2 separate regions of the Homo sapiens genome follow, and region 1 is linked to region 2. A link is a contact called in ENCODE Hi-C or POLR2A ChIA-PET data. All regions are on one chromosome and are shown on one strand. The core of a region is the stretch at or near the end of the contact, and the rest is flanking DNA. Distances in the headings are between cores, read along the strand shown. Region 1 holds the start of PDIA3 (protein disulfide isomerase family A member 3). Region 2 holds the start of STARD9 (StAR related lipid transfer domain containing 9).

Region 1 (3,513 bases), core at 984-3,483, 1.2 Mb before region 2:
TTCTTGCTGAAATTGTGGAGGATGACTTTTTCTTTTAAACCAATTAAAAGCAGACACCACAGCAGAGATCCACCCAATTCTTGGGACAGTCAGTGCCTGATGGGATATGTAGTTTTTAGGGTAGCACGTGTAACAATTTAAAGTAGGAAACACCCCCTTCAATTCAAATAAAAAATTCTGGTTTTTTTTTTTGAGACAGAGTTTCGCTCTTGTTGCCCAGGCTGGAGTGCAATGGCAGGATCGTGGCTCACTGCAGCCTCTGCTTCCTGGGTTCAAGCTATTCTCCTGCCTCAGCTTCCTGAGTAGCTGGGATTACAGGCATGTGCCACTATGCCCGGCTAATTTCGTATTTTTAGTAGAGACGGGGGTTTCTCCATGATGGTCAGACTGGTCTTGAACTCCCGACCTCAGGTGATCCGCCTGCCTCGGCCTCCCAAAGTGCTGGGATTACAGGCGGGAGCCACCATGCCCAGCCCCAAAATTCCTTTTTTAAACTAATATTCTAGTGGCCCACTATTCTCCAACAATTCCTACTTTAAATTGTTGCATGACCCCTGTAGTAAAAAGCATCACTCAGATCTGACAAACTTAGTGACACCCCCAGTTTTTACAAATTATTGACACCCCCTCAAAGCTAACAGCATGATTATATAATTGGGAAGAGTTGTTCCTAAGAGAGAACATGAGTTCCAGAGATGTATAAGAACTATCTATATGTGTAATCTGTACTGCCAGTTAGCCCCAGAAATGCCCTGGACACAAAATCTGTCCAAGCTGCAAACAAAATTTGCCATCTCTAGCACATCATTCTGATTCAGGTGGTCTTTACTACAGGACTTTTTTCGTGTAACCCTTAGCAAGTTGTTTGAGGCTAAGAAGGGAAGACCTGAGTCTGAAGCAAATAAAAGTTATACACAACTTTTACTGACATTTTTGAACACGGATAGTATTAAACCAAGGGTCACTGTGCCAGGAGGGGAAAAATTAAGTACTGTAATTATATATATTGAATTATATATAGAGAGCTATCCCCAGGATAAAGGAATCACTGTTTACTCTGGTAATGATCTGGAGGTTTAAAAACACACACACACACAAATAAAAAAAAAAAACAAACACTCAAGTTGACTGGGCCAGAAATCTTATTTGCTCTTCCTTCTCCCCAACAGTTTTTTATTTCGAGTTAGTTCTATCTAAGGAATTTACACCCTTGATCACTTAAGTCACCCTAAAGTGGAGTATGTAATCAATATTGGTTATTTTCTCATTGGAGTCTTTTTTGACATTTTAAAGAAATGCTATTTAAAACAGACAATATGGACAGATTCTGATGGAATTATTCTTGTTCACGTACTCCTTTCGTTTGGACAGAGGTATCTGCCGGTACTGAGATGTAAGTGATCAGCTGAAGGGAGAAACTGTACACCATGTGACGGACAAATTACCTGCCTCAAGAAAGCACTTACGACCATTCTGCAGCCACTCAGTGACCTTGGCTAGAAACCAATGGCTGTGCGGCGTGAGGTAAGATGAAAGGAAATACCCTAGGGATCCAGGACTTCTGCATTTGGTGAAACGTCCGCTTCCACTACAAGGCTTTGGGATGCCTAGTCTGTAGACTGGAGGAGCATTAATACTGACTCACGCAGAAAAGATATAGCTACATATTGGACTGGGGGAAGGGGTGGCAAAACCCTCTGCAAATAGGAAGTGCCACAAGAGCACCGAGATAAGGATGAGGCCCTGCGTGAGCGCAGCCTTCGGGTTTTCCTTGGGCCGATCAGCACCGACTCCCCCGCTCTCGGCGAGGCGCCTCCAGCTCCCGGGAATGAGAAATGTGCCCGCCGCAGCAGGGGCCCACAGGAATGAAGGGCCCCGGCGCTGCGTAGGCCCAACAGTTCCCCGCGCTCTCGCCCCCGGCCCAGCCCCGCCTTTCTTCCCCCGCCTCGGCAGAATGGACTCACCAGGGGGCGAAGAACTCGACGAGCATGAGGCCCGCAGAGCCCGTGTCGGAGATGCGACTCTCGAAGTTGTCGTCCGTGAGTTCTAGCACGTCGGAGGCAGCGGCGAGGCGGGCCGCGGCAAGAAGCAGCGCCACACCCGGGAACAGCGCTAGGCGGCGGAGGCGCATGGCGGCGAGGTGGGGTGGGGACGGCCGGAAGGGTCGCGGCTCGGCTGGGACTGCGGAGGTCGGGCGCGCGACCACTAACCCGCTGCTTGCGCTCGCGCGTCTGGCCCAGGCGGACCTGCAGCCGGAGGTCCCAACCCCCAAACCCGGCTTGGGCCGCTGTGTGGCAGCCGCTGATTGGCTGCGCGTCGCCTTCGTCGGGCGGGCGGGACCAACTCGTTACCGCCGAGTGGCCGGAGCGCGGGGCGGGGCCGAGGCGGCGAGTGTCTGGGCGAGCGTGGCTGGGCCCGGTCCTGGGCTGGGGGCAGGGGCTAGGGCCGGGTCCCGGGGTGAGCCGAAACCTGGGGGTCGGGCGGGGCGGGAAATGGGGCGCAGTGAGGCTGGGAGCCGGCCCTGAGCTCGTCCTGCGTAGGGGTAGCCGGGCTCAGGGGGCGCCTGAGCTGGAGGTGGAAGCGTGAAGTCAGGACTGAGTGGGCGAAGAGAACCTGGGCTGAGGTGAGGCCCAGAAGCGAGAATGGAGGAGAGAAGGAGCTAGCCCCCGAAGGAGTGTTGGAGTGGACACACTTGGGACGGGACCCATTTTCAAAATGTCAGGCTTTGGCATTTTGTCCAATTTCTCTTCACTTGGTTTCTCTTGCGTGGGCAGGCCAAGCCCTCCCCCAACTCCACCTCATTGCCCGATTCTCTCAGGCCCAGGTGGGACCCAGGTTCTTCTTTGTCCAGCCCCGGGCCCCTGCCCTTGTGGCTGCTCCTTTTTTATTGAGTTTCTTGTTTTGTTTTGTTTTGTTTTGTCTGAGATGCCGTCTTGCTCTGTCCCCCACGCTGGAGTGCAGTGGCGCGATCTCCGCTCACTGCAAGCTCTGCCTCCCGGGTTCACGCCATTCTCCTGCCTCAGCTTCCCGAGTAGCTGGGCCTACAGGCGCCCGCCACCACGCCCGGCTAATTTTTTGTATTTTTAGTAGAGACCGGGTTTCACCGTGTTAGCCAGGATGGTCTCTATCTCCTGACCTCGTGATCCGCTCGCCTCGGCATTCCAAAGTGCTGGAATTACAGGCGTGAGCCACCACGCCCGGACTTTTTTTTTTTTTTTTTTTTTTTTTAATGAGCTTTTAATTGGTAGTGCCGTCACAAAGTGAAGATGCCTGGCCACTTGGTCGACTGCTCAATGTCTTTACCACTCTTAGCCCCTTTTGTTTCAAAAAACCCTGAGTCTTAGTAGAATGTTTGTTCTGCCCAACTGCTCCTAGTTCGTAGATGTGGGTACATTAAGGAATCTTAAGGGCAAAGAGGGTGGGGAGGAGGGGACAGAAAACCTGTAATCCTTGGTGCAGCTCCAAGAATGAAATGACACTTGATGCTTACATTTTCTTAGCAGACATGGCCGC
Region 2 (3,318 bases), core at 234-2,733:
ATCCTGAGAACCCTAAAAGAACAGTTTCACAAATACAGAATATACCAGAGACTACCTCCAGCATAGCATCTGCACTTATAAAACCCCCCCCAGCCCTGAGCTACCACATCCAGTTATGAAGAAGCCAGGTGTCACAAGCCATTTACCAATCAAAACGCAGCAGGTCAGGCATCTGCTTTCCCTCTTTCTTCAGTGTACCTCTTTTGCCTTCTTCCTATTCTCTTTAACTTTTTGTTTCTTTCTATCTCATTGCTCTTCTCATTAGTCTGTCAATTACAAGACTTTTCAAAGCCAATCATTTCTATATGAGGACGAACATAATCCACACTAGTACCCAATTTTATTATGGGAGACGATACCTTTCTTGATCCTTCTGCCCAATTATCAAGCTATCTTATGTCCCAGAGATTTTTAAACTTGCCAAATAATTCCAACATGTGCCTCCTGGTCCCCAAAGCACCCTCTGCCAGATTTACCTTCCACCACTCACTTCCCTCCACACCAACCACCCTTTCCCCACCAAAACTTAACCTCTAGTTAGTCCCTTACAGTCTAAGTCCTTTGCTCTTGGCGGTCTTACTACATAGAAGGCTCTTTAAACTCTCTCCACCTGTCAACAAACTCTAATTGATCTTTAAAAAACACTTCATCTGGTGACAAAGAGAAAAAAGTTCGTGGCTGCACACTGGATGTCTCAAGGGCTGAGATGAGAGGTGCGGAATCAAAATAAGCCACGAGAAAACGGGCACTGAGGGCTCTGAGAGAAAGAAGGGGTTGGAACAACTTCCCCTACTTAACAGTTCCGTCCTGGATTAAATCAGCTGTCGAGCATAGAAAGAAACCGCGACCTGTGTCGGCCTCAATTTCCCCCTCACGCCCTCACCTTCTGCTTTCTCCACATCTTCGCAGAGAAGCCCACGCGCACCCAGAAACACACACCATTCAGCCTCAGTCCTCATGGGTACTCCCAAGCCCCCAGAAAGAGAGAGGAGAATGCTCATCCCTCTCCCAGCCTTTCTCAAAGGCCCAACCCGATGCAGCAAGCCTCGAGCCGCCGTCCCTCGAAACTCCTGCTGGCAGGACGCCAGCGACGCTCACCCAGGGCAGCCCTCCCGCGGCCGTCCGGGAACCGCTATCCCCAGGACACAACGCGAAAGCTCGACTGAGGTCCCGTCCCGCCAGGCCTCCGTGGATTCCGGACCCCGACCCCCCGGGTCACTTTGTCACCGATTTCTGCGCGCCAGAATCTCTGCAGGGGGAGACGCGGACCTCCCGCTCTTTTCAGCTCCTGTGAAGCCTCAGGCGCCCTCTCCCGCGGAGACTCACCTCTTGCTGAGCGGCCGGACCCGCACGGCGACCTGCACGTTCGCCATCCGTCTGCCACAACCCAAGTCCAGCGGGTCAGCTCAGCGGCAGCATCCCAGGCCCCCGCCCTAAGCCCAGACACAGCCCCAACCCAGCCCCGCCCGCCCCACGCGCCTCTGGGGACGCCGCCGCGCGGACGCGAGCTGCCGCCCGAGCGGGGCGGTGCCTGCCTAGCTTCGGCCAATCCTGAGCCCGGTGGGCGGGAGAACTCCCGGCCCCGCCTCCCCTCAATCCTCCTTAAAGCCTCCTGACTCGCCCCCGCCCAAACACGCGCCGCAGCCAGAGCAGGCGGGCCCGTGTGGACGTTCGGCCAGTCCTTAGCCTGGTGGGCGGGAGGATGCCAGGGCTCGCTCCGCCTCGTTCCATCCGAAGCCTCCCGGGTCGCCCCCGCCCAAACACGCGCTGCATCCCGAGCTGGGTGGTGCCCGCCGAGCCTTGGCTAGTCGGTGGGCGGGAGGACGCCCGGGCTCGCCCCGCCTCGCTCCGCCCTACAGCCTCTTGGGACGCCCCCACCCATGCGCGTGCCGCACCGGGCCCAGCAGTGCCGGCCCAGCTTCAGCCAATCCTGAGCCGAGTGGGCCGCGAGGACTCAGTGCTAAGTCTGTTGTTCCTGGCCCCGCTTACCCAGAAATAGTTTTTGTTCCTCGACTAGGTGTCCGTGCTATGTAAAGTCAAGTAAATCAACTTTTGGTCCGAAAGTTTGCAAAGTAATTTGCTAAATACTTTTATTCTCTGCGTTCGCTTGAACTGTCAATTCTGTGGTTAAATTTTCGAGGCAGGCCGGGTGCAGTGGCTCACGTCTGTAATCCCAGCACTTTGGGAGGCTGAAGCGAGATCACCTGAGGTCAGGGGTTCGAGTTCAGCCTGACCAACCTGGTGAAACCCCGTCTGTACTCAAAATACGAAAATTAGCCGGGCCTGTTGGCGTGCGCCTGTAATTCCAGCTACCCGGGAGGCTGAGGCAGGAGAATTACTTGAACCCTGGAGGCGGAGGCTGCAGTGAGCCTGGATCGCGCCACTGTACTTCAGCCTGGGCGACAGAGCAAAACCCTGTCTAAAAAAAATAAAATAAAAAAATAGAAGGCAGTCCCTTACTGGCAAGGTACTTCCTGACATCAGGGACAAAGCATAGATGGAACCAATTCAGATAAAGGGTTATTGTCCAGGTCTTCTTGTACAACCAAAAGACAGGTGGCTGGTGTTTATCTTTTCCCTTCAAGGCTTGAGGGTTAGCAGCCATATAGATAAGGGCAGTGCTGATCATAAACCCAACTGCATTTGCACAAAATATTAGCGTATCCCTTCCTGCCTTAAATCCTGGTGCTTGCTTCTCTTCCTTACTAATAAATGTCCTTTGTGGCATTTATTTTTCCAGAATAGGGAACTTGCATATGCACCGAAAAGCTGTTCAGGCAGATACCCTTTCTTCTCAATTATTTCCTTAATGGTGTCTAGGAACTCATTTGCTCCCTCTTGGTCAGCAGAAGCTGCTTCTCTTGTTATCTTGACATATTTTAAACCAAACCTTTCCAAATTTATCAAATCATCCCTTACTGGCATAAAATTGTTTGGATCCTTCACCTTCCTTTTGCTTCAAGTTGTCATATAATGACTTTGCTTGTTCTCAAATCATATTAAGAGTATATAGGTATATAGATAGGTATGTTTTCCTTTTTTTTTTTTTTTTTTTTTTTTTTTTTTTTGAGATGTTGTCTCACTCTGTCGCCCAGGCTGGAGTGCAGTGGCGCGATCTTGGCTTACTGCAACCTTCAACTCTCTGGTTCAAGCAATTCCCCTGCCTCAGCCTCCCGAGTAGCTGGGATTACAGGCGTGTGCCACCACACCCAGCTAATTTTTTTGTATTTTTAGTAGAGACGGGGTTTCACCATGTTGGCCAGAATGGTCTTGAACTCCTGACTTCAGGCAATCTGACCACCTCTGCTTCCCAAAGTG

Evidence for each region. A loop is a pair of places that touch in the nucleus more often than their neighbours do. ChIA-PET counts read pairs that join two places held with the same protein, here RNA polymerase II (POLR2A). Pooled maps may share reads with other maps.
Region 1: a loop to region 2 is called in a map of naive thymus-derived CD4-positive, alpha-beta T cell, with 12 times the contacts of the local background. The contact joins the promoter of PDIA3 here to the promoter of STARD9 in region 2. A Hi-C loop is called at or near these places in 1 of 168 maps with a recorded cell type or tissue (naive thymus-derived CD4-positive, alpha-beta T cell) and 9 of 50 pooled maps. POLR2A ChIA-PET finds 5 or more read pairs at or near these places in 2 of 52 experiments (Panc1 and activated B cell).

Annotation. Positions count from the first base shown.
Region 1 is chr15:43,745,158-43,748,670 of GRCh38, reverse strand. It overlaps PDIA3 (protein disulfide isomerase family A member 3), which reads right to left and starts at 2,233. Exons shown (of 13, transcript NM_005313.5): 1 at 1,965-2,233. The coding sequence starts at 2,131. It also overlaps the pseudogene CATSPER2P1. RefSeq lists enhancers at 1,608-1,657, 1,668-1,717 and a silencer at 2,218-2,517.
Region 2 is chr15:42,573,771-42,577,088 of GRCh38, reverse strand. STARD9 (StAR related lipid transfer domain containing 9) reads right to left here and starts at 1,483. Exons shown (of 33, transcript NM_020759.3): 1 at 1,327-1,483. The coding sequence starts at 1,373. RefSeq lists a silencer at 1,346-1,975.